2 separate regions of the Mus musculus genome follow, and region 2 is linked to region 1. Evidence: chromatin loops called from intact Hi-C (ENCODE). Cell type or tissue: gastrocnemius. All regions are shown on one strand. Each heading gives the region's core, and the rest is flanking DNA. Links, peaks and the distances in the headings are about the cores only. Region 1 overlaps Zbtb20 (zinc finger and BTB domain containing 20). Region 2 overlaps 4932412D23Rik (RIKEN cDNA 4932412D23 gene).

Evidence for each region. Peaks named below come from ENCODE experiments on the same cell type or tissue, not always from the same donor. Only the 100,000 strongest peaks of a DNase experiment are listed, where the experiment ranks them.
Region 2: a loop joins it to region 1, with 3 times the contacts of the local background. A loop is called at or near these places in 20 of 42 quality-filtered maps.

What each region holds. Positions count from the first base shown.
Region 1 is chr16:42,914,815-42,930,926 of GRCm38, forward strand. All of the region lies in intron 1 of Zbtb20 (zinc finger and BTB domain containing 20), which reads left to right. Among named protein-coding and RNA genes, the nearest start is that of Gm19522, 11 kb to the left of the region's middle. In gastrocnemius, for the core only: no CTCF peak of the experiment used is centred there; a DNase peak (open chromatin) is centred at 6,799; H3K27ac peaks cover 1,163 bases.
Region 2 is chr16:42,827,262-42,843,373 of GRCm38, forward strand. All of the region lies in intron 1 of 4932412D23Rik (RIKEN cDNA 4932412D23 gene), which reads right to left. Among named protein-coding and RNA genes, the nearest start is that of 4932412D23Rik, 40 kb to the right of the region's middle. In gastrocnemius, for the core only: a CTCF peak has its summit at 8,862 (motif pointing right); no DNase peak of the experiment used is centred there.

The DNA of each region.
Region 1 (16,112 bases), core at 3,722-8,721:
TGTAAGTCCTGGCAGACCTGGGAGGCCAGCATCACAACTCTGGTTTTAACTGCCACAATAGCCCCTCTTGCCTCTTTCAAATTTGTCCATTTAGAAAGGGCCTGGAATGAATGTCAGCACGACAGTGCCACCTTGTGTCCCTGTTGCTATGAGAGTAACTAATGCATGAGCCAGTGAAAAGGAAACAACTGGACATTCAGAAAAATATTTGCAATTTGTTCTAAGCCTTGGTTTTGCATTAATGTTACAAAAATACGTATGAAGTGTTTTAGTGTGTTCGAGAATTCTTAATTCTCAAGAAAATATTAGGATCTGTGTATTTCCCTCTCTCATACTAGTATTGAAAATTTTAAAATGCTGAGTTCAGGGAGGGATGTATTTAACTTAGAGTTAGAGATGGAGAAGACAAGAGATTTTCACCCAGTTCTTACCGCTTATAAAACTGAAACTAAGCACATCAGACACCAAGCTATTTCTTCTTTTGAATTCTGATGGGAACTTTTCTATGCATCCCTTGTAATACCACTTCTCACATTCACTTGTCATTGTTTCTGAGCATATAGGCTGTGTAAGCCCTGGGCTGGAGGATGAGACTTATGTATGACTGTCTGTCATTCTGGAACCTTCTATGGTACTCAGAATACTCACTCAAGTCACTTGAGGTTCACATGAATACTTATACTGGGCAGCTTATGACACATTTATTTATTTTGCACACACACATAATACACAACACACACACACACACACATATACACACTTACTTTATCCTTCTCTCTCCAAGATTTAAATGGTTTTCAAAGAATTTCTCTTGGAAGAACACCTTTTGACTTAGCTCCTTTTCAAACAATCCTCTCTAACTTTCTCTTTGATACTATACACACACACACACACACACACACATATATATACACATATATATATGTGTGTGTATATATATTATGTATATATGTATGTATATATATATGTATATATTTAGTTTTTCTTCTTTTTTTAATTAATTTATTTTTTTACACTCCATATTTTATTCCCCCCATCCACCCTCTAACTGTTCCACTTCCCACACCTCCTCCCCACCCACCTGTCTCCACGTGGATGTCCCCACCACCCCACCCCACCTGATCTCTAAACTTCCTGGGGCCTCCAGTCTCTTGAGGGTTAGGTGCATCATCTTTGAACGAACACAGACCGGGCAGTCCTCTACTGTATGTATGTTGGGGGCCTCATATCAGCTGGTGTATGCTGCCTGTTTGGTGGTCCAGTATCTGAGAGATCTCGGGGGTCCAGATTAATTGAGACTGCTGGTCCTCCTACAGGATCACCCTTTTCTTCACCTTCTTCCAGCCTTCTCTAATTCAACAATGGGTCAGCTGCTTCTGTCCATTGGTTGGGTGCAACTATCTACCTCTGACTCTTTCAGCTGCTTGTTGGGTCTTTTGGAGGGCAGTCATGATAGGTCCCTTTTTGTGAGTGCTCCTTATTAAAATGACATTTTCTGTTTGTGTGTGTGTTATGGTTGGCTGTGCAGTAGTCAATGCTCGGTTTCTAATTTCAGCTTCACAACAAAATTCTTGTGCTAATGTGAATGAGATACTTGGCCCTCCTACATCAGTGCATAAAAGAATTGGACTGATCCGGCTGATCTGAAGGGTGTCAACTCATGAGTTTTGGAAGGCCTGCTCTTGTGTTTACATTATTTTTGTACCTTTGACATCTCAGTTTTTGAATTACTACTATAGCTAAAAGTTAAATTACTCATTGTTGAAAATATTACCTGTTATCTCATGACTCAGAAGAGAAAGCTCTTCTTACAGGGTTACATTTAAAGTGGGCATGGGAATTATAAGAGAGAGGCACCGTAAGATTTTGCATTTTATTAAATATTTAGTTTGGTTGATTGGGCTACCACCATCTTTCTCTTTTAAGCTATAAAATAAGTAGAATATTTTTAAAGAGCAACTACTTGCCACCTACATATTATTTCATGCTATTTTAAACTTTATTCATAACTTGTTAAAGTCAGAGTTAAGGTTTAAGTTTCACATGTTTTTGTATGGAACTTATGCTTGAGTTTTAAGTCCACATATCACTGAAAACACAAATAAACTTAGGATTGGATAATTCACTTAACTTTTTAAGTTTGCCTTTATAATTTTTAAAAAGCAATAGTAGATGTTACCTTTCCTATAAACTCTTATAGAGTTATTGTGAGGATTAAACGAGTGAGTTCATGTCTGTAAAGCTTTCACGAGTAGTAAAAACAGTGTACAAATACTAAGGAGTGTCCCTGCAATTACTGCTGTAACTAAAGAAGGAACGATAATAAAGTCCAAGTCAGAGCAACACACACAGCTTAAGAACATTCAAATCTGGGGCATTACTTAGAATGCTCCTCTGTGGCAGCAGACTCTTTAGAGATGTTTTCGAAATTTTCTGTATTTTGCCTTAATAACTAGTAAATGTAAAACAAGACTACATCTACTGTCTTTAAATAACTTTTTATACTTAGTGTTCACAAGTTGCTTTTGATCATATTTATTAAGTATAGAAGCTAATTTTTAAAAAGTAAGCAATTGTTATGGGAAATGTTTTCAAACATTTAATTATTATACCATATAGTTCATTGGTTTTTAAGCATCAGGGTGCATAATAATCACCTTACAGTATTTCTTAAATTTTAGTTATCCAAGCTCCATCACCAGTAATTGGTCAATGAAACTCAGGAATCCTGCATTGTAGCTGGTCCAATCAATTGAGAAAATATTAGTTGACTTTTATGTCATCTACATATAGTCTCAGATGTATCACAATCAGCAAGTGAGTTTTCATATGCATGGATTCCAAAGTCACATGTATCTTATAAAAGCTACTCCATCAGTTTTTATTGCAAACTGTGAGAATGACTGCTTTTTATTTTTTTAAGGTCTAATGTTACAATATGTTTATCCTTGCATCCAAATTCAACTTCATCAATCATATGATTCCTTAAGTAAATACAGCTGTATTTTACATGTGAAAGGCTAGTCAGTACTGCCATATATTAAAAGTTTAGTCTTGTCTTATAACCAAAACTTACGGAAGAAGGACAATACTTTTTGTTTTTCACACAGGTTACTTAATTTATCTTTACCTACAAGTCTGCATGTACAGTGATAGTCTGTCTGTGCTTCAGATGAAAACCCCTGTGTAGAATCCATTGTGACATTAGTTGACAGCTGTGTACACCAAAGTTGAGATTCAGGGTCTGTGTTTTTTTCACTACATTATATTATTTTCCCCAAATCTAATGAACCTTTATCAAATTCTCATTATGTTAAGTGGTAGTATCTAATTTTGGGAGGCATAAATGTGTGTGAGCCACTTGATATAATAGTTATTAATTAAATCATGTTAATGGAAAGAAATTCTTACTTTTCCATTGAAAATGATTTCTGGATGGAGGTAGAAATAAAATACCAACAATCAAAAGGAGCCTACATAGTTCTTCTAACTATAGTCATTGAATTCTTAAGTAGCTTTACTTATGGGATTATGAGGTATTTCCTACAAGAGAAGAAAACTAGGCTTGTAATGGTTAAGTGACTCATACATGATTGCATATTTAGTAAGGGGCAGAGCTTAGGTTAAATACGGATTCAGTCTAACATTGATAGCAAAGTTAGTTCTCTTACTATATTATCAGTGACTTTAAGTGTACTCTTTACAATCATAGTATACCCCAGAATCAAAAGGTGTCACATTTGTTAACCACAAGTCACAAAGTGCTAATAAGCTTTGTAGGATATAAGTTTATTTCTAATGCATGTCGAGTAGTCACAGTGTAAAGAAACTATGGTCTGTGTCATCTATGTTTGAAAATAACCATGATCTTATAAATCAAGATACATATATAGTTTGGGAAAGTTTTGATGACAACTTAATTCATATATTAAACATGTATGTATGTATGTATGTATGTATGTATGTATCCAGATGTAGTAACAGGAGAATGTAATCCTTTCTTTAGAAGAACTTCAATTTTGGGGATTTGGATTACATTTGAAATTCTAAGAGTGACCTTTTCCCAAATTACACTCTTTTAGGTGGTCATCTTGGGAAGAATGAAGGGTAGATCTTAAAATTAAGAAGTTTACCTACTCTTTTTTCAAATATAGAAATTAAAACATGATTTTGTAGAAAGTCAAATTTAGTAAGGGAGTATGAAATGGAAAATTTTGTCAGTAATTTATTTAAGCTCCACAGGGAAAATTCTGTAGGCTCTTTGAATATCCTAAATTTATTTTGATTTGAGACCAGCTTAAAGGGCATGTCTATCTTAAAACAGTTCTCCATTTTTCTGAGGAAAATTCCACAGGAGCTAGTAGTGGGAGGTAGTATACCAACAGTGACCCTGTTGGGGCCAAATAAGCACTTTGACATAACTCACTCCTTCCCGATCTTGAGGCCAGCGTGTGTCCTGGCTACTGGGCATGTTCAATTTTGACAGCTAATTTTATGTCTTTGCAAACACAGAAAGTCAGAAAACTCAATGGGGAGGGGAAGGTGTGACTGGTATTATGTAGATGAGGTTTTGGCTCGGAGTAAAACGTGAAAACATCTAGCCAGTATAGGCATATGGGAAGCAACTGGTTAGCCTTGCTTTGCAGGTTAGGAAGGAGAAGCCTGCATGGGTAAAATGACTAGTTACAGCTACACATGTGTTTTCAGGGTTGAGACTTGTACTGGAGCTATTTCTTCAGTGAGAACATTGCCTGGCTTGGTGCCTCTATTGATGAAGAAACTCTAACATCTCTGCAGCCTGTTTCCTCCCTCCTCTTTTCTTGCTGTTGCTGTAATATCTGAAAATTATTTTCGTGATAGTTTCAGGCTTAGGTAGACTGTCAGGTAAATTTTGAGCATGAAGGATGTTTAGAACAAGCTGATCTGTAAGGCCAGTGTGCATCCTTTTAAGCATGTGTATCTTTTATTCAGACCATATATGTAACAATCATGGGGTTAGAAATAGACATGGTGTCGAATAAGTAGAGATTGTGCTCATGGCAGAGCTCTAAATATGGAAATTGTAGTGAACATACAAGGTTTTAAAAACAGCTTCATAATCATATTACATGGAATTAGAGTAGATACATTAATTAGAACTTTAGTCTTTGAAAGGTTTATAACTTCCTTAGATATCTCCTCTGCTTGAGCCTTGTGGGAAAATTTCACCTTGGTTCCCATCTTACCTGTTGAGGTCATATCTATTAGTCAGCTTCTCACTGTTACAGTAAATAGAAAATCTGTGGATGGTGCAGTGTGTGGGCAGTAGCTTCACTTTTCCTTATAATGCCGCCTTACTGGTTTCTCTGTGCCAACTGAAACCACAACCTGAGTTTGACTTGGTCACCGGAAGCTAACCCAGTAACTGCATAGAAGAACTCAGAGGGAATGTCATCATATTCAACATGGTTTGCACACACTGCAGTAGAGTTTCCAGTCCTCTAAACTTTGGTTAGTGAATGTTTGAGTTGTTACCAAACATGAATGCAGATCAGGTAGATGGTTCTCATATTGACATACCCACAGCCATCAGAGCCTTGGATTCTATTCTAAGAATTGAAATTAATTGAGTTCAAAAACAGCCATACATTTGATTCACAAATGTGTCCTATTTGCCAATAGCACCTAGTTTCCTTATAGGTAGGGCCTGCTGACAAGTTTGTGTTTTCATATCTCAGCTATGGAGTCAGTCAGTCTCAGTGGCCTGAGGAGGCCAGTGGTGAGGGCCTGCGGCTTTGTTAGAAGCGGAGCACAGGCTTCTCACCTCCCATTTAAATTCACACCAATTGGCAGGAAGTTAAGTGTGGTTCTGTAAGAAATGGAGAATGCTTAAGCCAGAAGGAGCTAAAGTAACTAAATGACATCTTCCAAGGATTCTACGTATTTCCCACAGTTCTCATCTAGACTTCATCTTTATCAAGTTTTCAAAATAAAAGATGAAGTTGACCGCCTTAAGGAGACAGTAGCCTTAGCCTACAAACTCTAAAATTATAGGTGGTGCAGTTTGGATATTCTTGGGGACAGATAAATATGCTCTTATCTACTACAAATTAATTATTTAGTTAAAATTCTCTAGAAAAATAAGTACTGATCCCCAACAAGTTATTTAGGACATAAAAAAAGAGGTAGCAGTTCAAAATTTTCCTTATCCTGTTTTTAAAATTATGAACATAGATTTGCATGAGAGGGAGAGATTTGGTTAATTGCCATTTAAATATGCAGCTCCAGGTTTGTGGGCATCTCTGTGAGCCAGGATACAAAGACCATAGAAAAAGATTCTTGTTTGGAAATTACATTTCATGTGGCTAAAAACACTAAAGGAGTTTCTTGTTATAATAAGGTGAAAGTGGTTACCAAAGAAACAAAAGTTTCTTATCGCTTGGCCTGAGGCAAATGTGGCATATTAAGCTTAAAATGAATTCTTGTCTCAGGAGTGCACACAACTCTTATTAATGTCTTAGAAATTATGCATACATAGGAGAAAAGGAATAGCACTTTCAAGATACATTTGAGAAAGCATCTATTGGGGTCCAGATGCTGTCTAATACGTAATGTGGATACTTAAGCCTCAGTCAGATTTTGCTGTTTTTACCTCTCTTACTGGGGCTTCACATTGTGCAGAACGACTTGTTTTTGTCTTGAAAGGGCCTTTCTCTTCATGATAGTCAGGTTCCCGGGTGTCCTGAAAGAGTTAATGTAGTTTCCAAGAGTGCCCAACTTCCTTCCAGGGAGTAGTGAGTGCATGTGAGCTAGTCTGGCTCCAGGATATGTGTTCACATCCCAAAACCAATTTGGCACAACTTGAAATGTCTGCTAGGCAGAGGATTCAGTGTTGTTAGGCCACGCAATTAGTGCTTTATTTCATGAGCACCAAATTCACCCAATAGTGTTTTGTTGTAAAGAAGAGCCTGAAATTCACAATAACGGGTTTCATTTATCAGAGCCATATGGGACTCACCATCTTTGGATATATTTGTAAGGCTTTCACAAAGAAGAATCCTGAGGCATCTCAGATTTCACGGATTGGAGGGCAATCTGGATGAGGATCGTTTGTTTGGAAATGATGAACTGTCCTTTCATATGTAGCCTCCAATTTCAGTAATCCTTGAGAAGATCCAAAAAGCCAGGAAAGAGTTAAGTAAGCCTCAGCTTATTAGCTTTATTGGACAATAAAGACCATGGTTTTTATTCTTAGGTCTGGTTCAAATGCCAAGTGCACCTTTGATGTTAAAATTTGGCCACCTAATCTCTAGTTTGTGATGTGGCCTGTATGAGAGGGAAGGTGGGTTCGAAGCCTCAACATTTTTTTTTTTGTCACTTTCTGCTAGTCGGTCTTGGTCATATGTCAGTGGGTTGCCGGGAAGCTCTGAGTAAAATAGTGAACTGAAAATTTAACCATGGTACTTTTGATAGCTGATAATTCAACATTATTTCTGTGCTGCCTCTTTTCCCTGTGATCTTTAAGGGGGTGATGCAAGATGTTCCCAAAAAGTGCTAATATAAATTGATTTTTAAATAAGTTTCTTTGTTAGTAGTCTATAAACTTAGATATTTCTCATAAGATATTTCTTCTGTGATTCACTTGGCTAATACTTTTTTTTTAAGTTCCTTATTTTACTTGGCTATTGATGACTTATAAACTAATGTTTAATCATTCGTTAAATATAAATGCTTTTGAAATATAAAGTACTATTGTGTAATAATGACAACCATTAATTTTTTTATAATATTTTCAGACTTTTGAATGTTGGTTCTGTAGGTTTATTTATTTGTTGTTTGGGAGCTCTTGGTGCTGCCTTATAAATCTGGCTAAATTTGAATCTGTGCAGGTAGTTAGTAGCACTGTGACAGATGCTGTTGCCTGTATGAAACTCATATAAACTTCATAAGGGTGCTGATTTCAACCTTTAGATATGATATTGGCATTCACTTGAAATAACTTTTGTTCATTTTCAATATTATTTTATTGCACTTGCTTTTACTTTACTATTATTGAATTTATACTGAATACTTAAACACTTCACTGGTTAACAGTCTTTTTATTGGTATGTTTTAGATTTCCCAGAGAATGGTCACTGCTTTTTTTTTTTTTCAGTTATAAGCATGTTGAATAACTCAACTTTAATAAAATTTAGCATGCTCTTTATAAAAATTTCAACTCTACATTGATACTAATATACATTTTAAATACTACTTTATAAGGAGCAAGATATCTGTTCCTTTCCATTTCTTTGCTAATGTGCATTATACTGGGCAAGAACAGTACTTAGATATTTCTGACATAGCACATCTGGAGTGGGTACACATGTGCTGCTATAGGGTGTTTATTCATGCTAGGCTATGAGACTGCTGAACAATAGGTAGAAAATTGGAATTACAGAATTAAACTATAACTGCTGAAATCAACTTGAGCATTAATTGTGCTAGGTGGTTGACTGTCTTATGATCTCTCCCTTTCTCTGTTTCATTCTTAGTCAGATGTTCTCAATTTAATACCTATAATCAATGGTTAAAATTCTTAAAATTAAGCTTTATTGTTTTCTTATTTCAACAAATAATAAGTATTGTGACCAAAGCAGACAGAATTTTTCTCACTCAAAATTTTATTCTGAACTAAAAATGAACTCTTTTTGCTGATGCTTTACATGTTATATAAGGAATTCTGAAATATTTCCTTTGTGAAAGCAATGCAGGATTTGGGATAATAGTTGTCAGCAGCATCAAGGAGTTAAAAATGGTACTGACACTCAGGTTAGAAAATGTAGCTCTAGATAAATGGTCTTTGAGTGGACTTTGGATTCACTAATGAAGTATAGGCTGTGAGGAGAAGAGAGAGAAGATAGGCAGATGGGGCAAACACAGAAATGTAGATGTAGTTGTGATAATCAGAGATGCAGTCCTAGTGACTCTTCCTGATGACACAGGATGGAGGAAGAGGAGGGCAGTAGTGGATGGAGTGTATGTGTAGATGATAACATATTTGGATGCTGAGAAGACAGTGCTAAGCAAAATGGTTCTTTGTTGTTTGATGTCTGTAGTGGCCCAGCTTTCTGCATTTGATTGAGGTTCTCGGGTAGAGTTGGGTGGCTCTTGTAAATAGTGTTTATCATATACATAGGATCACAGGTCATTTGTATTACATAAAAATTTTATTTGCTTGTGATGACTTTTTGAGCCTAAGGTATAGTAGGTTTTTGTTCATATTTTATAGGCAGAATCTCTGTTGTTTTGTTCAAATGATAAGTTTGTTTACATGGGCAGATGTGTGAGGTGCATGTCCATATGGGCACATGTACGGAATGGTTACCTCTGGCTCCCAAGTCTGTTGCTTTTTTCTTCTAACTTTTGCTTTATTGCCATCCCCATCCCACTCAATAGTTTCTGGGCCGAGAAACTATTAGTTTCTGTAGCTTTATCAGTTTATGTGATTTTATTTCCTTTCGTTGTTTTGTTCTCTGAGTTTGACTTTACCTCAAGAATTAAGCCCAAATATGATGAATTTTAGTTCTCACATCCAAGGTGTTTCTATTTCTTCCTTGTCCGTTTGTCCATATGTTTGCTGATCCCTGATAGGCTGTTCAGTGAAACAGCAGTTCTCCCCCCCCCCTTGTGTGTGTGTGTGTGTGTGTGTGTGTGTGTGTGTGTGTGTGAGAGAGAGAGAGAGAGAGAGAGAGAGAGAGAGAGAGAGAGAGAGAGAGAGAGAGGGAGGGAGGAATTAGCTAATTGGTGTTAGCAGAAATATTTTCACATGTTTTATAAGCAAAGTGCAGTAAGGTATATAAATGTAGATATGATCCAGACACGCGCAAGCTCACGACTGTCACTGCTCATGCATAGGCGCTCAGAAGTAATTAATGTTAATAAGATTTTAATGTGCTTGTGAGATCATAATGAGGAGAAATGAATGCTCTGATTAGGAAAAGGTAACTGTGTGTGTGTTTTGGCTTAGAACAAGATTTCAATTTTTATAAACCGCAATTTTAGAACTTGTTTGTGATTGCATCAATTGGTTTTATTTTCAAATTAGAGGTCTGTTTAGCCATTTGAATGATTAACCAAATAAATGGGTGAAACCCTGATCATAAGGAATAGTGCAGGTTTTCATTTGTAAGGCAGTGCCACTGTGTAGTAAGGCTGTGTTGTCTTTTGCCACCTTACCAGTTTAACATCTCATAAAAACAAAAACCAAACCAAACCATACACCCTTTTCCAGAAGCCACTTGTGAGGACAATATGTAGTTTTGTAGACTGTTACCTCTCCATTCTATAGATGGCATCTATAGGATCTATAGGACCCAGAGATACAGATACCCTCCTGCCACTTGGTGGTGGGATAATTGGTTTTAGTCATATGTATGATTCTTTTCGAAGTGTTTATTTAAAAAGATACTAAATGCCCAGTGTTTTTCTTCCTAAACATAATCTTTACAAATGTTAGAGGCTTATTGCTTTTTTTTGTAAAGTATGGTATTTCAAGGTAAGCAAAGATGCTGTCTCAAAATGCACTCCAATACTACGCCGCCAGCGATGATAGACTGGCTTAAACCCAGATGTCTTAAGCACTAGGGTATTTCTTCACAATAGTGTATGAAAATGAGTATTAACAGAGATTTAGAATGCATCTGCATTTATTATTACTTTTAATGATAAGCTAATATAAATGCATTTAAGGGGCTCTGCCCCGTGGACCTTAGGAATCACATATATAGTTTATAATATAAATTATAGATAGAGCTATACCCCGGAGCTCGTGTCTCTAGCTGCATATGTATCAGAAGATGGCCTAGTCGGCCATCAGTGGAAAGAGAGGCCCATTGGTCGTTGCAAACTTTATATGCCTCAGTATAGGGGAACGCCAGGGCCAAGAAGTGGGAGTGGGTGGGTAGGGGAGTGGGTGGGGTAGGGTATGGGGGACTTTTGGGATAGCACTGGAAATGTAAATGAAGAAAATACCTAATAAAAAATATAAACATTGTTTTGAAATTTAAGAAAAAGTTTGGATCTAAATTGAGATGTACTGTAGTTGATTTTCAACTAAGTTATAGTCACAGAAGGTGTGGAGTTTTTTTTTTTTTTTATTATAGTATTTTTGCTTGGGATTTAAAAACAATAGGAAGAGGAAGTGTTAAAATTGCTTCTACCAACAACTGTGACATCTTTGCTTTTCTGACAGTTTTAAGATTTACTTTCTATTGAATTCTGAGAATGGCGATCATCTCACAAAACAGTTCTGGTAATACTGATAAGTTGAATTTTTGGATCTTATCACAGAGATGTACAATTAGTAAGTTTTCCTATTTCTCATTATGTAAAGACTTAGTTTTTTGTTTTGTTTTCTAGTGCTTACATGGTATCTTATGGTAAAATTTGTCATAGAATCAGGTACATTTCTAGGTTTTCTGTCCTAAGTTTGTTGTGTGCTGTTTTCTCATAATTGTAAATTACTATGGCTTTATAATATGTTTTAATATTTAAGGTGTTCATTCCCTTCTCCAATTCCCTCATTACTCTTCTTGTTCAGTTTTCTTGATCAGTTGTTATTCCAAATAAACACTATAATCAGCCAGAAGAACTTGTATAAAAGAAAAACAAAAATACCTTGTGAAAATTCTCATGTAATTTTAGATGTCCCTGACTTGACACAGGCACAATGATTATCTTTATGGGAGTACCATCTCTTATGCAGAAGCTGAGTTTCCTCCCATATATTTAATAACTTTTGTGTCTTTTAACTATTCTATGGTCTTTGACATAGAGATTTAAACATTTGTTATTAAGTTTCTTATATAGTCTTATGTTTTTCTCTTAACTCATTTACTTAGCTTTTTATATACTTAAAGTCCTATGAAGTGTCTTCTCTCCCATCATATTTTCTACTAGCTATGTGTTTCAACATGGAGAGACGCCTGTTTACATGTTAACTTTATGGCTTCCTACGTTACAAAATGATTTTACTTGTTTGTGGTGGCCCAGGGTAGATTTGAGGCTGATTACGGTACATAACATCTGTGAAACTATGGACAGGCTATTTTGAATGTCTAGTAATGGACATTCAAAATAGCCTGTCCATAGAACAGACGACCATCTATGAGTCACTTACAAGCAACAAAAATTTATTTGTTACAGTTTTGGAGGCTGAAAATCTAAGGCTGTAGCTAGCGTTGGCAGGTTCCAAAGAGGGCCCTCTTCCATTTTGGAGACTGCTGAATTCTCTTGTCTGCTCTCATGCCAGAAGTGAACAAACTAGCTCTTTGGGATTTCTTTTGTAAGGCACAGTTCCCACTCTTGATGACACTGACACCATGATCTCAGCTAATCATAATTATGTCCTAAAGCTCCCTCTCCAGTGTTGTCGTCTATCGGTTCAGCACCTGAATTCCTAGGGGCAGGAACGTGCAGATTGACTTCACTGCCACTGACGTGGATCCCACATTTGCAAATTATAGCGCATCAGTTTATCGATGATCAATCATAGAAATAGAAGTGATTGTCTGGAAACTTTACTAATAATTTTTGGTTATGCTTATGAATTCATGATGGTTAAGTATTGAACACATAAGAATTCATGATGGTATTCATTAAAGAAGACTCTTACTTCTTAGCGTTATATAAGACTTCTTGATTAACTTGATGAAAAACCAACAATGATATTTTAGTAGTTCAGTGTCTTTTAAGCTCCAACTCTAGGTTACTGAAATGGATATTGTCTTATACATCTTTTAAATTCATTTAATATAATCTATTGTTGAAAAAGAATTTATTACTCTTTCAAGGTTCATATTATTTCTATATCTTGGTTGTGATAAAGAGTAAATAAGTCTGATAATGCTTTGGTAGTTGTTTTTATTTTAATTATTTTATTATTACCTTGTCTATTCTTAGTTTGAAATGCTTACACATGTATTTCACCCATATTCTTACTAGTAGTGTTGCTGTATGCTTCAAATAAATATGTGAAATATCCTCTGTGTGTGTGTGTGTAGTCATGCAAGTATGTTTGCAGACATGTATATGTGTATGTACATGTATGTGTAAGTGTGAAATCCAGGTTCAAAACAGCATATCTTTCTTTACTTGCTTTCCAGTTTTCCTTTGAGATAGGGCTTCCTCACTGAATCTGAAGCTCAGATGTTCAGCATAATAACTTGAGGGATCCTCCTGTCTCTGTGTTCCTCTCTGCTAAGGCTGAGATTAAGGCTCATGACAGATTTTTTTATCGTGTGTTTTGGGAACTTGCACTCAGGTCTTTGTGCTTTCACAGGAAACATTTGCCTCCCTGATCCATCTCCCTAGTGCTGAAACATTTTAATTAGCACTAAAATACAGACAAAAAGTGGCACATATGAATTTGCCAATATTGATAAAAGCTAAAGGTGAAGTATGATTATATCAGTGAAGCATATAAAAATCTTTAGCTGCTTTTGAATGAAATTTCTGAGAAGCTGCCGGAATGAAGAATAATTTCTTCAAAGAATCGTGGGTCCGTTCTGTTTATAGTTTAGATTTTGCCAGAATTTTGGCTTAGCACTGAGTGAAAGTATTCTCTACAGCTTCTCTTTGCTCTTTTATTCCCTAACTCATGTCAGAAACAACATACAGGATCTGTGAGGCACAAAGGAGTTTTATGTCTTGTAACCCCTTATGAATCCTTTATGAAATCTTCTATGACAATCCTTTATGGGTTGTCTTCGAAAGTCTCGGTAATTGAGGCAGGAAATTAGCATTGTGTTTATGGTGTTTGGACCCAGCTATTAACCCTTCCTCTGAAATTTATAAGTTGTGTAACTTTCTGCAAGTTACTTAGATTAGCTGTACTTCCTTTTTCTTATTTACAAAGTAGTACCTTGTTGGGAACTAAAAAAAGGGGGCCCGGGGGAAGGTGGGGAGAAAAGGCCCACTCCCAGCCAGAGTTTCCCTATTCTCTGGTCAGTCAGGTGTGGGAGGGCTGCTTCCTACCCTTTCCACTCATCTCTGGGTAGACTTGCCTCTTTCCCACTCTTCAGGGGGTGGCCAAGGGGCACCCCTGCCTGGGGACCAGAGCTACCTTGCTAAATTCCCGGGGTTATAAGAGAGACAGATAAGGGAAGAGGTTCCCAACACTGACCAGAGTGCGCAGCGCATCTTGATGGAGCAGAGACTCTCTATGGTTTAAGAGCTTTATAGAAATGCAGGGGGAAAGAGAGAAGGTAGGAGGGGGGGGAGAAAGGCTAGAGAGAAAGAGTAAGAGGGAGAGAGGAGAGGAGAGGAGACAAAGAGAGAGGAGAGAGGAGAGAAGACAAAGGAAGGGGAGAGAGGGTGACAGTGAGGGGTAAGAGGGAGACAAGAGAGTAAGCAGTAAGAGGGGGAAGTGGGGCTGAACAGCCCTTTTTATGGTCTTCACTGTTGCTAGATAACTGGGGAGGAGTTTAGCCTGAAGGTCAGAAGCTTGGGCCATTGCCTATGTAACTACTGACCATGCTTCTCTTGTGGGGGCTGTTGGGGCGGTAACTTAAGCAGGAGCCAGAGTTCCAGGAGCACGAGGGAACGCCTACCATGTCATGAAGGTGAATTATCACCACTGGGGTTCAGACCTCAGCTCAATTGAATACCAGCCTGCAATCCCCCACAGTACCTGTTGTATAAGGTTGTGAGGATTAACAGTTATCAGTATAAACAATACAGAGAAGCAGCATTGTGCTGTCTTTGTAAGATTCAATTTCAGTTGTCTAGAATAAATATTCAGAAGTGGAAATGCTGTGTCATTTGATAAGTATATTGTTAATTTTGTTAATTTGAGAACCCTCCATACTGTTTTCTTTAGTGGTTACACCATTTCATACCTCTACTAACAATGTGCAAACCTACAACTTCACTATATTCATACCTAAACGTGGCTTTTATTTTGTTGAAAGCCAGTGAGTGAAAGATGATACCTCCTCATTGCAGTTTGATTTATCATGATGAAGACTGGTTACATTGAGTATTTTTAAAAATAATTTCTTTTATTTTTGAGATAAAATTTAATTTTCCCCCTTTCCGTTACTCTGGCCAAGTCTCCCATATAGCCCAATGCTCTTCTCAAGGTCTAAGATTTCATGACTTCCTGAACCACCAAGTAAAAGGTCATACGTGTTATTACTGTTATATTGGAGGTAAGTCCCAACAAAGAAACTGCTGAGTAACACATTCATAACTTAACTATATATAACATAGCTTAACATAGCTTGGGCCCGTTTATAAAGATTGCATTACCGTGGTTTAGGTTTCTTTTGTTGTTACATTTAGCTATTAACCTTTTACCAGATAGATAGTCTTCTCACCCTCTTGATTGTTTTCTTGGCTGTGTAGAGATTTTATTTTAATGTGGTGTTCACTTACTTGCTGTTTAGAGGTTTTTATTTTGATGTGGAACTGAGTGTTCAGTTTTTCTCTCTTTGCTTTTAGTGTCATACCTATGGAATCATTGCTTACTTTTATATTCATCTAGGAATTTTATATTTTAATGTCTATGTGTAACTCTTTATGTTGAGCTGATGGCAGTGTACAGGGTAAGGTAAGGACCTAATTTCATTTTTATTGTGTTGTATGGATATCCATTTTTCTAATTATATCTTACATAAGGGACAGTGCTTTGCCCATTGTATATTCTTAGTTTCCTTATCAAAGATTACTTGAATCTGTATGTGTGTGTATATTTATGAGCACTCTGTTATGTTGCATTTACCATTGTCAGTTTTATGCCAGTATCTAACTAATTTCTTTTGCTGTATAATATTAGAATTTAGGAGAATGATGCTTTTAGATTTATTTGTTTCTGTAATTGATTTGGCTATTTATGATATTTACTGGTTCATATCAATCGTAAGTTTGTAAAATTAACTCTGAAGTTCACTTTTGCAATTTATAATCCAAATACTGTTTAGACTCCTAGTCCATGAACAAGCTCTTGCTTTCCATTAGACTTGTTTTAGTAACTTTTACTAGTCAATGTTCTTAGTTTTCAATACCCAGTCTTTTACTTTGGTTCATTCTTAAGCATTTTTGCTGCTGTTCTTATGCTCTTGAAATGGGAATATTTTCCTTATGTCCTTTTC
Region 2 (16,112 bases), core at 6,139-11,138, 85 kb before region 1:
GGGTTTGAGTCCATGATGAGGGAGCAACTGCACCTTGGCAGGAACAGTTGAGAGCTCATATCTTGATCCATAGGTAGGAGGCAGAGAAAGACAAACTGGGGATGGCACAAGTTTTTGAAACTTTAAAGCCCGACCCCTGTAACACACTTTTTCCAACAAGGTCACACCTCCCAATCTTTCCCAACAGTTCCACCAATTGGCAACAAAGCATTCAAATATATAAGCCAGTGGGGACTGTTCTCATCTAAACTATCACACCATGGGTTAGAGAAAAGATGTGCAAATCCTACATAGAACAAGAACACAAGAATCTAACTAGTAACAAGAAAAGAAATAGCCCCATTAAAAAATATAGTGGCCAACACACATTCAATACTTATCAATAAGATATAAATTAAAACCACAATGTAACATCAACTCATATCTGTTAGGCTGTGTATCAAAAAGGTTTTCATCATAATGTTAACAATGGCATGTTAAAAGATAGCATCTTCATACATTGTTAGTGGTATTATCTATCGGTGCAGTAATTTCTGAAAACATAGAACATCCTCTAAAAACTAAGAATTTTCATGTTATGATCTAGCAATCTCATTACTGCCTGTATATGAAAAGAACTAAAATCAGTAAATCGGTATGCGGGAAGATGTCTGCATTTACATGCTCCTTGCAGAATGATTCACAATGTCAAAACATAGAAATAGACTAAGCGTCCATTAATAGATAAACGGATGTTAAAATGTGGGACTTAGCACAGAGTGGAATAGTGTTCAGCCTGAGAAAAAGAAATGTCATCATTTGCCAATATGAAGTGAGTGAATCTGAAGATTACTATGTTAAGTCAAAGAAGCCCAGCACACACACAAAAAACATGTGACATTTGTTCTCATCTGTGGTAGATAAAAGTGTCCAAACTTATAGATAGCAAAATAGTCGTTACCAAAAGGAGTTAGAGGAGCAGGGAGAATGAAGTATTATCCAAGTGTATAAAGAATAAGTTGGGGGGTGGAGACATAGCTTAGCAGTTGAGGGCATCTTGCAGAGGACTCAGGTTTTATTTCTGGAACCTACACTGTAGTTTACAAACATCAAGAACTCTATTTCTAGGGAATCTAATACCCTCTTTTTACCTCTGTAGGTACCAAGAACATACATGGTGCAAAACATTGACATGTAAGATAAAGTGAATACAACTAAATTTTAGAAGTGAATAAGTCTGGTGTTGTACTGCTATGAAGAGGTCTATAATTAGCAATGCACTGTAAATTTCAAAATAGCTATAAAAGAGGATACTAAATATCTTTATCACAAAAATTATAATGTTTCAGATGATAGGTATGTTAAATTTCCTGATTTGATCATTTCACAATGGAAACATGTACCAAAACATCGACTTGCCCCATATATGTGTGTGTGTGCGTGTGTAAATGCTATTTATTCATTAAAAGTAAATTTAAATAAAAATATGATCTATCTACAAAAGGAAAATTGCTTAGCAACCAGGGAGAAAACTACTACTACATGCTACAATTAGGATAAAGTCAAAGTATAGGCTATGTAGAGGCATCATACCTTAAAGGCTATATATTCTGTATTTTTATTCCTGTTGAATATCCATAAAGGTACAGTTTTAAACTGAATACTAATTATTTTCTATGGCTGGACATACTGATTAAAACACTGCAAGTGGGAACAGGAGATGGTTCATATATTCTAAAATGGGCTATAGCCATTAATTGCACAATTCTCTAAGCTTAATAAAGGTCATTGAATGGTCTACTTTGAATGGATATATTTAAGGTACAAAAATTATACTTCACTAATTTTGAAAAAGGATTACATTTGTATCTGGTTTGCCAATCTTGCTTCTCTGTGTGCAGATGACCACTTACATACCATTTAGGATTATTTTTATTTCCAAGAAATAAAATGCACCTTTATATACTGAATTAAAATTCTTCAGGAAAGACTCTATTCTTCCTATTTAAAAAGTAAAATTACCATTAAATGTGTTTCTTATAATTTCATAACATAATTTTATGGCGTTTTAAATTTAAGACACAAAAGTTTAAGAACTTATCATGCCATACAATCTGAATTGTATGACAGAATTATTTATATATAGTTTCAAAATATCTTAATTAGTGATGAATTATCTTGGTTCTTAGGAAATATGTAGCCAATATGTTCATAAACTTTAGTCTAACAAATCAATGTTTGTTTTGTATGAACTACACCTATGATTTTGTTTCCATATTCCATGAAATGGATTATTCTTTATTTTTTTTTAATTTTATTTTATATATATTTTTAATATGTATTTTCCTCAATTACATTTCCAATGCTATCCCAAAAGTCCCCCATACCCTCCCCCACACTCCCCTACCAGCCCATTCCTACTTTTTGGCCCTGGAGTTCCCCTGTACTGGGGCATATAAAGTTTGCTTGTCCAATGAGCCTCTCTTTCCAGTGATGGCCGACTAGGCCATCTTTTGATACATATGCAGCTAGAGTCAAGAGCTCCGGGGTACTGGTTAGTTCAGAATGTTGCTGCACCTACAGGGTTGCAGATCTCTTTAGCTCCTTGGTTACTTTCTCTAGCTCCTCCATTGGGGGCCCTGTGATCCATCCAATAGCTGACTGTGAGCATCCACTTCTGTGTTTGCTAGGCCCCGGCATAGTCTCACAAGAGACAGATATATCAGGGTCCTTTCAGCAAAAGTTTGCTAGTGTATGCAAAGGTGTCATCGTTTGGAGGCTAATTATGGGATGGATCCGTGGATATGGCAGTTTCTAGATGGTCCATCCTTTTGTCTCAGCTCCAAACTTTGTCTCTGTAATTCCTTCCATGGGTGATTTTTTCCAATTCTAAGAAGGGGCAAAGTGTCCACACTTTGGTCTTCATTCTTCTTCAGTGTCATATGTTTTACAAATTGTCTCTTATAGCTCAGGTATACTAAGATTCTGGGCCATTATCCACTTATCAGTGAGTACATATCATTTGAGTTCTTTTGTGATTGTGTTACCTCACTCAAGATGATGCCCTCCAGGTCCAACCATTGGCCTAGGAATTTCATAAATTCATTCTTTTTAATAGCTTAGTAGTACTCCATTGTGTAAATGTACCACATTTTTTTGTATCCATTCCTCTGTTGAGGGGCATCTGGGTTCTTTCCAGCTCCTGACTATTATAAATAAGGCTGCTATGAACATAGTGGAGCATGTGTACTTCTTACCGGTTGGGACATCTTTTGGATATGTGCCCAGGAGAGGTATTGCGGGATCCTCCGGTAGTACTATGTCCAATATTCTGAGGAACCACCAGACTGATTTCCAGAGTGGTTGTACAAGCTTGCAATCCCACCAACAATGAAGGAGTTTTCCTCTTGCTCCACATCCTCGCCAGCATCTGCTGTCACCTGAATTTTTGATGATCTTAGCCATTCTGACTGGTGTGAGATGGAATCTCAGGGTTGTTTTGATTTGCATTTCTCTGATGATTAAGGATGCTGAGCATTTTTTCAGGTGCTTTCTCAGCCATTCGGTATTCCTCAGGTGAGAATTCTTTGTTTAGCTCTGAGCCCCATTTTTAATGGGGTTGTTTGATTTTCTGGAGTCCACCTTCTTGAGTTCTTTATATATATTAGATATTAGTCCCCTATCTGATTTAGGATAGGTAAAGATCCTTTCCCAATCTGTTGGTGGCCTTTTTGTCTTATTGACGGTGTCTTTTGCCTTGCAGAAGCTTTGGAGTTTCATGAGGTCCCATTTGTCAATTCTAAATCTTACAGCACAAGCCATTGCTGTTCTATTCAGGAATTTTTCCTCTGTGCCCATATCTTCGAGGCTTTTCCCCACTTTCTCCTCTATAAGTTTCAGTGTCTTTGGTTTTATGTGGAGCTCCTTGATCCACTTAGATTTGACCTTAGTACAAGGAGATAGGAATGGATCAATTCACATTCTTCTACATGATAACCACCAGTTGTGCCAGCACCATTTGTTGAAAATGCTGTCTTTCTTCCACTGGATGGTTTTAGCTCCCTTGTTGAAGATCAAGTGACCATAGGTGTGTGGGTTCATCTCTGGGTCTTCAATTCTATTCCATTGGTCTACTTGTCTGTTGCTATACCAGTACCATGCAGTTTTTATCACAATTGCTCTGTAGTAAAGCTTTAGGTCAGGCATGGTGATTACACCGGAGGTTGTTTTATCCTTGAGAAGAGTTTTTGCTAATCTAGGTTTTTTGTTATTCCAGATGAATTTGCACATTGCTCCTTCTAATTCGTTGAAGAATTGAGTTGGAATTTTGATGTGGATTGCATTGAATCTGTAGATTGCTTTTGGCAAGATAACCATTTTTACAATGTTGATCCTGCCAATCCATGAACATGGGAGATCTTTCCATCTTCTGAGATCTTCTTTAATTTCTTTCTTCAGAGACTTGAAGTTCTTATCATACAGATCTTTCACTTTCTTAGTTAGAGTCACGCCAAGGTATTTTATATTATTTGTGACTATTGAGAAGGGTATTGTTGCCCTAATTTCTTTCTCAGCCTGTTTATCCTTTGTGTACAGAAAGGCCATTGACTTGTGTGAGTTAATTTTGTATCCAGCTACTTCATTGAAGCTGTTTATCAGGCTTAGGAGTTCTCTGGTGGAATTTTTAGGGTCACTTATATATACTATCATATCATCTGCAAAAAGTGATATTTTGACTTCATCTTTTCCAATTTGTATCCCCTTGATCTCCTTTTGTTGTCGAATTGCTCTGGCTAGGACTTCAAGTACTATGCTGAAGAGGTAGGGAGAAAGTGGGCAGCCTTGTCTAGTCCCTGATTTTAGTGGGATTGCTTCCAGCTTCTCACCATTTACCTTGATGTTGGCTACTTGTTTGCTGTAGATTGTTTTTATCATGGTTAGGTATGGACATTGAATTCCTGATCTTTCTAAGACTTTTATCATGAATGGGTGTTGGATCTTGTCAAATGCTTTCTCCGCATCTAATGAGATCATCATGTGGTTTTTGTCTTTGAGTTTGTTTATATAATGAATTACATTGATGGATTTCCATATATTAAACCATCCCTGCATCCTTGGAATAAAACCTACTTGGTCAGGATGGATGATTGCTTTAATGTGTTCTTGGATTCGGTTAGCGAGAATTTTATTGAGTATTTTTGCATCGATATTCATAAGGGAAATTGGTCTGAAGTTCTCTATCTTTGTTTGGTCTTTCTGTCGTTTAGGTATCAGAGTAATTGTGGCTTCATAAAATGAGTTGGGTAGAGTACCTTCTACTTCTATTTTGTGGAATAGTTTGTGCAGGACTGGAATTAGATCTTCTTTGAAGGTCTGGTAGAAATCTGCACTAAAGCCATATGGTCCTGGGCTTTTTTTGGCTGGGAGACTATTAATGACTGCTTCTATTTCTTTAGGGAATATGGGACTGTTTAGATCATTAACTTGATCGTGATTTAACTTTGGTACCTGGTATCTGTCTAGAAATTTGTCCATTTCGTCCAGGTTTTCCAGTTTTGTTGAGTATAGCCTTTTGTAGAAGGATCTGATGGTGTTTTGGATTTCTTCAGGATCTGTTGTTATGTCTCCCTTTTCATTTCTCTTTTTGTTAATTAGGATTCTGTCCCTGTGCCCTCTAGTGAGTCTAGCTAAGGGTTTATCTATCTTGTTGATTTTCTCAAAGAACCAACTCCTCGTTTGGTTAATTCTTTGAATAGTTCTTCTTGTTTCCACTTGGTTGATTTCACCCCTGAGTTTGATAATTTCCTGCTGTCTACTCCTCTTAGGTGAATTTTCTTCCTTTTTTTCTAGAGCTTTTAGATGTGTTGTCAAACTGCTAGTGTGTGTTCTCTCCAGTTTCTTCTTGGAGGCACTCAGAGCTATGAGTTCCCTTCTTAGAAATGCTTTCATTGTGTCCCATAGGTTTGGGTATGTTGTGGCTTCATTTTCATTAAACTCTAAAAAGTCTTTAATTTCCTTTTTTATTCCTTCCTTGACCAAGGTATCATTGAGAAGAGTGTTGTTCAGTTTCCACATGAATGTTGGCTTCACATATTTATGTTGTTATTGAAGATCAGCCTTAGTCCATGATGATCTGATAGGATGCATGGGGCAATTTCAATATTTTTGTATATGTTGAGGCCTGTTTTGTGACCAATTATATGGTCAATTTTGGAGAAGGTATCATGAGGTGCTGAGAAGAAGGTATATCCATTTTTTTAGGATAAAATGTTCTGTAGATATCTGTTAAGTCCATTTGTTTCATAAGTTCTGTTGGTTTCACTGTGTCCTTGTTTAGTTTGTTTCCACGATCTGTCCATTGATGAAAGTGGTGTGTTGAAGTCTCCCACTATTATTGTGTGAGGTGCAATGTGTGCTTTGAGCTTTACGAAAGTGTCTTTAATGAATGTGGCTGCCCTTGCATTTGGAGCATAGATATTCAGAATTTAGAGTTCCTCTTGGAGGATTTTACCTTTGATGAGTATGAAGTGTCCCTCCTTGTCCTTTTTGATAACTTTGGGTTGGAATTTGATTTTATTCGATATTAGAATGGCTCCTCCAGTTTGTTTCTTCAGACGATTTGCTTGGAAAATTGTTTTCCAGCCTTTCACTCTGAGGTAGTGTCTGTCTTTTTCCCTGAGATGGGTTTCCTGTAAGCAGCAGAATGTTGGGTCCTGTTTGTGTAGCCAGTCTGTTAGTCTATGTCTTTTTATTGGGGATTTGAGTCCATTGATATTAAGAGATATTAAGTTAAAGTGATTGTTGTTTCCTTTTATTTTTGTTGTTAGAGTTGGCATTCTGTTCTTGTGTCTGTCTTCTTTTTGATTTGTTGAGGGATTACTTTCTTGCTTTTTCTAGGGCGTGATTTCTGTCCTTGTATTGGTTTTTTTCTGTTATTATCCTTTGAAGGGCTGGATTCATGGAAAGATAATGTGTGAATTTGGTTTTGTCGTGGAATACTTTAGTTTCTCCATCTATGGTAATTGAGAGTTTGGCCGGGTATAGTAGCCTGGGCTGGAATTTGTGTTCTCTTAGTGTCTGTATAACATCTGTCCAGGCTCTTCTGGCTTTCATAGTCTCTGGTGAAAAGTCTGGTGTAATTCTGATAGGCCTTCCTTTATATGTTACTTGACCTTTCTCCCTTACTGCTTTTAATATTCTATCTTTGTTTAGTGCATTTGTTGTTCTGATTATTATGTGTCTGGAGGAATTTCTTTTCTGGTCCAGTCTATTTGGAGTTCTGTAGGCTTCTTGTATGTTCATGGGCACGTCATTCTTTAGGTTCGGGAAGTTTTCTTCTATAATTTTGTTGAAGATATTTGCTGGCCCTTTAATTTGAAAATCTTCATTCTCATCCACTCCTATTATCTGTAGGTTTGGTCTTCTCATCGTGCCCTTGATTTCCTGGATGTTTTGATTTAGGATCTTTTTGTGTTTTGTATTTTCTTTGATTGTTGTGCCGATGTTCTCTATGGAATCTTCTGCACCTGAGATTCTCTCTTCCATCTCTTGTATTCTGTTGCTGATGCTTGCATCTATGGTTCCAGATTTCTTCCCTAGGATTTCTATCCCCAGCGTTGCCTCACTTTGGGTTTTCTTTATTGTGTCTACTTCCCTTTTTATGTCTTGGATGGTTTTATTCAATTCCATCACCTGTTTGTTCGTGTTTTCCTGCAATTATTTAAGGAGTTTTTGTGTTTCCTCTTTAAGGTCTTCTAACTGTTTAGCTCTGTTCTGCTGTATTTCTTTAAGTGAGTTATTAAAATCTTTCTTGATGTCCTCTACCATCATCATGAGATATGCTTTTAAATCCGGGTCTTGCTTTTCAGGTGTGTTGGGGTGCCCAGGACTAGGTGGGGCGGGAGTGCTGCATTCTGATGATGGTGAGTGGTCTTGATTTCTGTTAGGATTCTGACGTTTGCCTTTCGCCATCTGGTAATCTCTGAAGGTAGTTGTTATAGTTGTCTCTGGTTAGAGCTTGTTCCTCAGGTGACTCTGTTAGCCTCTATCAGCAGACCTGGGAGATTAGCTCTCTCCTTAGCTTCAGTGGTCAGAGTATTCTCTGCAGGCAAGCTCTCTTCTTGCAGGGAAGATACCCAGATATCTGGTGTTCCAACCTCCCTCCTGGAAGAGGTTGTGTTCCACTCACCAGAGGTCTTAAGATTCCGTGGAGGGACCTGTGAGGACCTTGGGGATGTCCGGAAACTCTGCGCGCAAGGAACCCCGGTGCTGGAGTGGACCAGAAGGGACTTATGCCCCTGATCAGGCCTGGTTATCTGTTTCCCTAGTTAATGCAGTTTGAGGTCCTGTGCGATTGGATTGGAGCAGATGCTGTGTTCCACTCACCAGAGGTCTTAGGATTCGGAGGGGGATCCTGGTGGGTCCTTGCGGGTGTCCAGAGACTCTGTAGGCAAGGCACCCCAGTGCTGGGGAGGACCGGAAGGGATTTGTGCCCCTGATCAGGCTGGGTTAGCTGCTTCCCTAGTTAATGCAGTCTCAGGTCCCGCGATTGGATTGGAGCAGACGCTGTGTTCCACTCACCAGAGGTCTTAGGATCCCGAGGGGGATCCTGTGTGCGTCCTTGCGGGTGTCCGGAGACTCCGCAGGCAAGGCATCCCGGTGCTGGAGTGGACCGGAAGGGACTTGTGCCTCTGATCAGGCCGGGTTATCTGCTTCCCTAGTTAATGCCGGATTATTCTTTCTTTAAAATTGCTGTTTTTTAAAAAACAAATGGACCGCATACTTGTCTTTTTTATTATTTAAAGTTCCAAAATTATCATTTCTGTTAAACCAGACAATCTTTTAAATGTAGATTTTATGTTAGAGTAATTTTTTATTTCTGCCAGCAGGTGGAACCCTTTAGATTTATTTTGTCTCAGTGCAAGATAAACGAACTCTCTGTGATCCATTTTCATTTATAAGAATAGTTTTATTTAATGTTTGTTTCTGAAATACGATGAGTACATAAGAATAGTCAACATATATTCCCTACAAAATTTCATCATTAGTGAAACTCCCACTAATATATTTAATTGAACTTCAATTTCACAGACACTTCATCAAATTGCACTGGTCAAAGTGTAAATTCTCAAGATATTCTTTGTATCTCCAATGGTAAGGAAACACATAACCTAAAGGATCCTCCATTCTATAGAATAAGGGTTTGCAAATATTTTATGTAGTCAATTAGTAAATGTTTACATTCTATGAGACTTACTGTGTTTATCAAAACTATCTATTACTATGATGGTTCAAAAACACACAGATAATATGTGGGCAGGTTTAGTCTTTGGACTCTGGTATTTATCTTACCCCTGCTCTTGGCCAGAACGTCCTGAACTTGCTTGTGAATCTGAATCAACAGGATATTTTAAATTTCAGATAGTGCAGTCAGTTCTCCAGAGCATGTGATTAGGCAGGTCTCTGAAAGGACTTGAAGATATGTATCACTAGTAAGTTTCTAAGTGGTGCTGATGTTGTTGGTTCCAGGTACAGATTTTACCCTGGAAACCATACTCTAGGCCATATCATCATTTCTGCAGCTATTTGTTTGTTTATTATCTTTGTGTGTATAGTGTGTGTGTGTGTGTGTGCTCATGCGTGTGTGTATGCTTGTGTGAGTGTCTGAGTCTGTGGATATGTGCCACATAAGTATTGGTATTCAGAAGGGAGCATTGGACTCTCTGAAAGTGGAGTTACAGGTGGTTTTGAACTACCTGATGTGGGTACTGAGAATGGAAGCCAGGACCTCTGGAAGAGCAGCAAGTTCTTGGAATGACTGAGTCATCTCTCCTGGCCTCTGTTGGTTTATTTCTAAAATAGTCTTTAAACAGGTAGAACAGATATCATAACATGAACTTGCAATATTTTCTAAAGAGACAATTTGTGAAGTAATAGATTGGGTCAATGGGAAGTAAGACTTTATATTGTGACATACACGGTTCAATTATCACCATCTATTAGAGTAGTATTTTTTTTTTCATTAAGAATGATGCTATAGAAAATACCTCTTGAAGAGGCTCACAGGCTGAAAATGTGTTGACATTAGTATGAGAAGGTGAGAAAAGAATCACCCACCACTGCTTTCATCCTGACAAAATCCCTATATTTTAATGCATGTTTTTTACATAGCTAAAATCATATTTCACATTTAACTTTAAAATACAGTTTCTTAAGTATAGTGATCAGAATTGCTACTCTTGTAATTAAATACTATTTGTAAACATCACATTTAATAGATACGTAATTTCCATTACATATAGGTATATTTTAGCAACTGTTCGTACCCCATCCATAATTCTTGGATATTTCTGTCTCGGTGTTTATTAGAAATAATCTTTCAATGAACATTTTGGTGCATAAATTTGTCTTTATGTGAGATTTCTTTCAAAACCCACAGAAACGTCAGTACTGATATGTTTAAGGTTCACATTGCATATTCAAGGTGTCTTGATTATAATCTTATCCTCAGTGCATCGGGGAACAGCTACACTACATCCTGTCTAGTACTAGCCATTTTCATTACTTTTCTTTGTTACACACACTTGTGGCTGGCTTAATTTTCTCAATTATTCCCTCTTTGTGTCCCACCCTCATACCCTCTTCCACTGCTTGTCCATTAGAGCTACTAAAGCAAAGTGTCATAAACTGGATAGCTTACAAACAGCAGAAGTTCCTCACAGTTCTGGAAGCTGAAGTTTAAAATCAAGCCACGGTTACGTTGTGGACTTAGAGGTGGGGAGGCTGCGTGTTGGTTTTTCAATGATGGCCAGGATCCCTTTTTATAAAGTTTCAAATACCATTCATGAGGCCTGTGACAATTGATTTTAACATCAACTTGCTACAAGACCTAATTATTTCAATAGAGAGCCTCAATTGAGGGACTATCCTGACTACCTTAACTGATGTGAAAAGGCACACCCCAAATGTGTAGTGCACCTTCTAGAAGCAGCCCAGACTACAGGGCAAGGCAGATGGAGGATGTACTCATGGTCTTTCCTCTTGCCTTTGAGTTGATTTCCTCCGTTGTTGTAGCTGATTTCTCCGTTGATACCAGAAACAGCATCTCCAGGGTTCCACTGTGGACTGAAGAACAAAAGCTTCTAGAAACCCTACAGGTTCTCAGGGCCAGATTTGAACTGCTGAGTCACACATCCTCAGGGACTGGGCAACTACAGGGTTCATGGCTGTTCTGGTGTGAGACAGCTATTCCACAATGTTAAGTCTGATGGCTGAGGCACCCAGCCTTGAGACCGGAAGCAACAACTGGTTCTCAGCCACTCGAGTGTGAGACAACTGTTGTCATGTTTCAGAGTACAATGATTTAATAATTTTTTTATATATACTGTACACACACACACACACACACACACACACACACACATTCATCCTATCAGTCTGTTTCCTAGAACCATGACTAATTCCATACCATGGAGACTTATTTAAAATTCAATCTATAATACCATTGCATAAAGAATTAGGTTTCAACCTATGAATATCAGTAGGACACAAAATACTCAGATCACAATACTCATTCACTCTCTCTTATTCCCTTCAATCCCTTACACACACACACACACACACACACACACACACACACACACATGCACGTTCAAGATATTGCCATTACAATGGCAAGCATAGCATTATTTGAGGAGGTTTGGTATGTGGCAGAATACGCATGTGCACATCTACAAAGGTGGAGAGCAGTAGCCATTCCCAGGCTAAAGCTACATTTGAGAATGGTTAAGGCACAGAGGTCTCTAACCTCTTCTTTCCCTGCGTACAGCATGGCTTGAGTCAAGACATGAGTGCTGGGCTGAGACAAAACAGTATAAAGGTTGAATTCACATCTGTAAGAAACCACAGATGTGTGGCTGTCACTTTCATAGTCCTTGCCTCAGGAAAATTCTCCAAAAGATCATGGTGGAGATAGAAGCATTATGAACATCTGCTCCATTTGGCTTTGAACTGTTTTTGGTGACTGGTTCTTCTTCACCTGTCTTGGTTTGGATTGGAGTTTATTTATGGACAAGTCTATAGCTCTCCCCTTACAGAATTTTTCTCCCTGATGTCTAGGGAAGATTATCTCACAGACTCACAAGTTCATCAGAGAAATGAAAATCCATCTTTCTTCATTAAAATTTATGATAGAGGAATGATGGGAATGAAACATCATTGACTACACTAAAATCAACATTGGTGTCCATAACAATAAATTTTAGAACTGGTTCTCTCTGCTTTGTACTTCCCACAAATTGTTTTTGGTCAAAAATCTGAGGAAAATGCATTATGGTACAAGGACAAAACAGCCCTGACCTAGGAAAATTCAACCAAAAGTGTCTCATCCAATGTGTTAGACCTTACATTCCATTATTCCCCAGTAGAAGCTAACACTATACTTGGGAGGCAGAGACAGGCAGATTTCTGAGTTTGAAGCCCGCCTGGTCCACAGAGTGAGTTCCAGGACAGCCAGGAATACACAGAGAAACCCTATCTCAAAACAAAACAAAGCAAAACAAAACAAAACAAAACAAAACAAAACAAAACAAAACAAAATAATCAAGCCAGTCTCCTCATTGTTCTTGAATCAAAAGCCATGCCCGTGTCTCATTGCACCGCCTCTCCTTCTTGGCTCCTGTGATTTCTGACCCCTAGAGTCACTTTTTAAAATACTTTCTCATAAAATCTAACTTTTTCAAGATCCAGTATAAACTTTAGACCCTAAAAGAAATGGCCTTTTTGGGGTTCTTGGGGGACTCAACTTAAAACAGCTGAACTCCAAGCTATCAGGCATTAGCTCATTGTTGAAGACATTTGTAGAGCTCAGCCTGAGGATGGGAATGCAAATGGAGCATTAAGTTGGAAGGGTCACATAGTCCACAAAGAGATTGACTTGATGCCCTTTCAAAATATGTCCCCAACATGATAAAGAATGGTAGAGTAGTTCTAGCATACATAAGTGAATTAAGAAGATGTCAAACATTAAACTCACTCATCAAGGGGGTATAATACTGAAGCAAGAGAGCAAATCCAAGTCCCTAAGAGAGGCAGTTCAGTACATTTGAGGCATGACTTGGATACATTCTATTGTCAGGAAAAGTAAGAACCCAGACTATTCTTCCTGACAGACTGACTGCTAAATCGTAGAGGGGAAAGAAGTATATGGGAGAACAGGAAAGAAATCCCCGATTACTTGATTGGTTTTCTGCACCTCAGCAGAGTAGTCTCACTACAAACTAAATTTAATTGTAAAACAAATGACATCTGTCTTTCTTAGAAAGTGACTCTATAAACTGAGACCCAGTACCAAAAGGGTTTTTTTTGTTTCTAATATTCCACTACCAGATATAACTGTCTTCACCTTCCATTAAGTGGATATTTAAAACCGATGAGCAAAGTTTAGGCAAACATATCTACATTGTGTGAATGTTTTGAAGAGATGGTAGAAATACTTTTGCATCATGAGTTTAACTGAGGTTGTAGTCGTAGGAAGCCAAAATTATTCATCTACTGTAGTCATGTCTTTGCTAGCTTGATCAAATTTGTAGAAAGAACAACAGTGGCAGACACAAGTTTCTGTATTTACATTTCTTCTCAAACTTCATGACGAAAAACATGAAACTGTTCAGAGTTATTTTAACATTTAAACACATTCATCCTCAGAATTGGAAAATGCTAACGCTTTCCTATGCCCATATGCTGAATAAAATTCAAAGTAAATAGAGCTAGCATATTTTTGGAATTGCTACTATCAAAGCAATTAAAAACTCATCTCAAGGTGGTTATTATAGAAGTATTATTGTTATTTATGTGTCTAAAGAAGAGACATTCCTGTAGTGGTATTATAGTACCCATATGAAACATTAAAAAGAAAAGAAAATATTATCTGTTTCAAATTTTTCAGGATTTCTTTTAAGGCCTATAGCTTTTCAATACAATGTCTCAGAGAGGAAGTCTTTTCTGTGCTGTGATATGTTAAATATTTTTAAATAAAATTATATTTACAGACATAAAAGAATAGTTGGATTAAAAATAATAATATTTGATTATTTGACTTATACCCACGATCTTTAATTTATTTAACTGGCTTTCCATGACCTTCTCATAAATTAAATGGCTTTAAAAATTAATAACACAGTGTATTCTGTGATATCACCTAGTTTACCTTTTTTGATATGCTTACCAATAGAGTAAGAAACAGAAGTACATTCTGCTGTGGCCATCTTGCCTCTATTATGCTGGATATTATTATCCTAAAGAATAAAAATTTTCTGGATTTATTTTATAGTCATATAATTATTCGCATATGAGATATTTTAGTATAGAAAACACACCTTATAGTGTCCTTTATAATGCCCTATTATGTGCCTAGGAAATTTTTGTTATCTTGAGAAGGCTTATAGGAACTGTCTCTCATTTCCTTGAAGCATGTAAACTATAGTTTACCACAGAAACATGTTAACTAAATATAAATCAAGCTAAAACTACGAAATAATTTATAATAGCCTCATTAAAGAAGTGGCTGCCATGATTACCAATGCCTCACATGTGCTAAGGATGGTGGTTATTCTTTATGCTGTGAGAATATAAGCACTGTGGACATGAACGGGCCTTGGTGCAGCCTGCACTTTCTCTAGCATGCTGTATTAGTTATGCTGATATTTCTTGTCAACCCCATAAAGCAAAGATTTTTCCCCAGCTGGTTTCTTGATCTCGGATCTTGAGTTTTAACCTGTATTGCTCTACAATCCACATTCATCTTCCTAATTGTGTTCAAGTATCTATGTTACCCTGCATTTCCCACAGTCTCCACATGTTACTTGGCATTATAGAAAGGAATGAGAACAATCTCAACTACCAATAGATTTCTCTCTTCCAAAAGATAACCAAAAACCTTTCTTTTCTCCCTAAATATCATACTGGATGTATCAACAATGCTTAGAGCCTAGATAGCTAAGGCTTGAAATTGCTGTGCATGAACTTACACATGCAAAAACATTTCTTTTTTTTTCCATTTTTTATTAAGTATTTAGCTCATTTACATTTACAATGCTATACCAAAAGTCCCCCATACCCACCCACCCCAACTCCCCTACCCACCCACTCCCCCTTTTTGGCCCTGGCGTTACCCTGTACTGGGGCATATAAAGATTGCAAGTCCAATGGGCCTCTCTTTGCAGTGATGGCAGACTAGGCCATCTTTTGATACATATGCAGCTAGAGTCAAGAGCTCCGGGGTACTGGTTAGTTCATAATGTTGTTCCACCTATAGGGTTGCAGATCTCTTTAGCTCCTTGGGTACTTTCTCTAGCTCCTCCATTGGGAGCCCTGTGATCCATCCATTAGCTGACTGTGAGCATCCACTTCTGTGTTTGCTAGGCCCCGGCATAGTCTCACAAGAGACAGCTACATCAGGGTCCTTTCAGTAAAATCTTGCTAGTGTATGCAATGGTGTCAGCGTTTGGATGCTGATTATGGGGTGGATCCCTGGATATGGCAGTCTCTACATGGTCCATCCTTTCATCTCAGCTCCAAACTTTGTCTCTGTAACTCCTTCCATGGGTGTTTTGTTCCCAATTATAAGGAGAGGCATAGTGTCCACACTTCAGTCTTCATTCTCCTTGAGTTTCATGTGTTTAGCAAATTGTATCTTATATCTTGGGTATCCTAGGTTTGGGGCTAATATCCACTTATCAGTGAGTACATATTGTGTGAGTTCCTTTGTGAATGTGTTACCTCACTCAGGATGATGCCCTCCAGGTCCATCCATTTGGCTAGGAATTTCATAAATTCATTCTTTTTAATAGCTGAGTAGTACTCCATTGTGTAGATGTACCACATTTTCTGTATCCATTCCTCTGTTGAGGGGCATCTGGGTTCTTTCCAGCTTCTGGCTATTATAAATAAGGCTGCTATGAACATAGTGGAGCATGTGTCCTTCTTACCAGTTGGGGCATCTTCTGGATATATGCCCAGGAGAGGTATTGCTGGATCCTCCGGTAGTACTATGTCCAATTTTCTGAGGAACCGCCAGACTGATTTCCAGAGTGGTTGTACAAGCCTGCAATCCCACCAACAATGGAGGAGTGTTC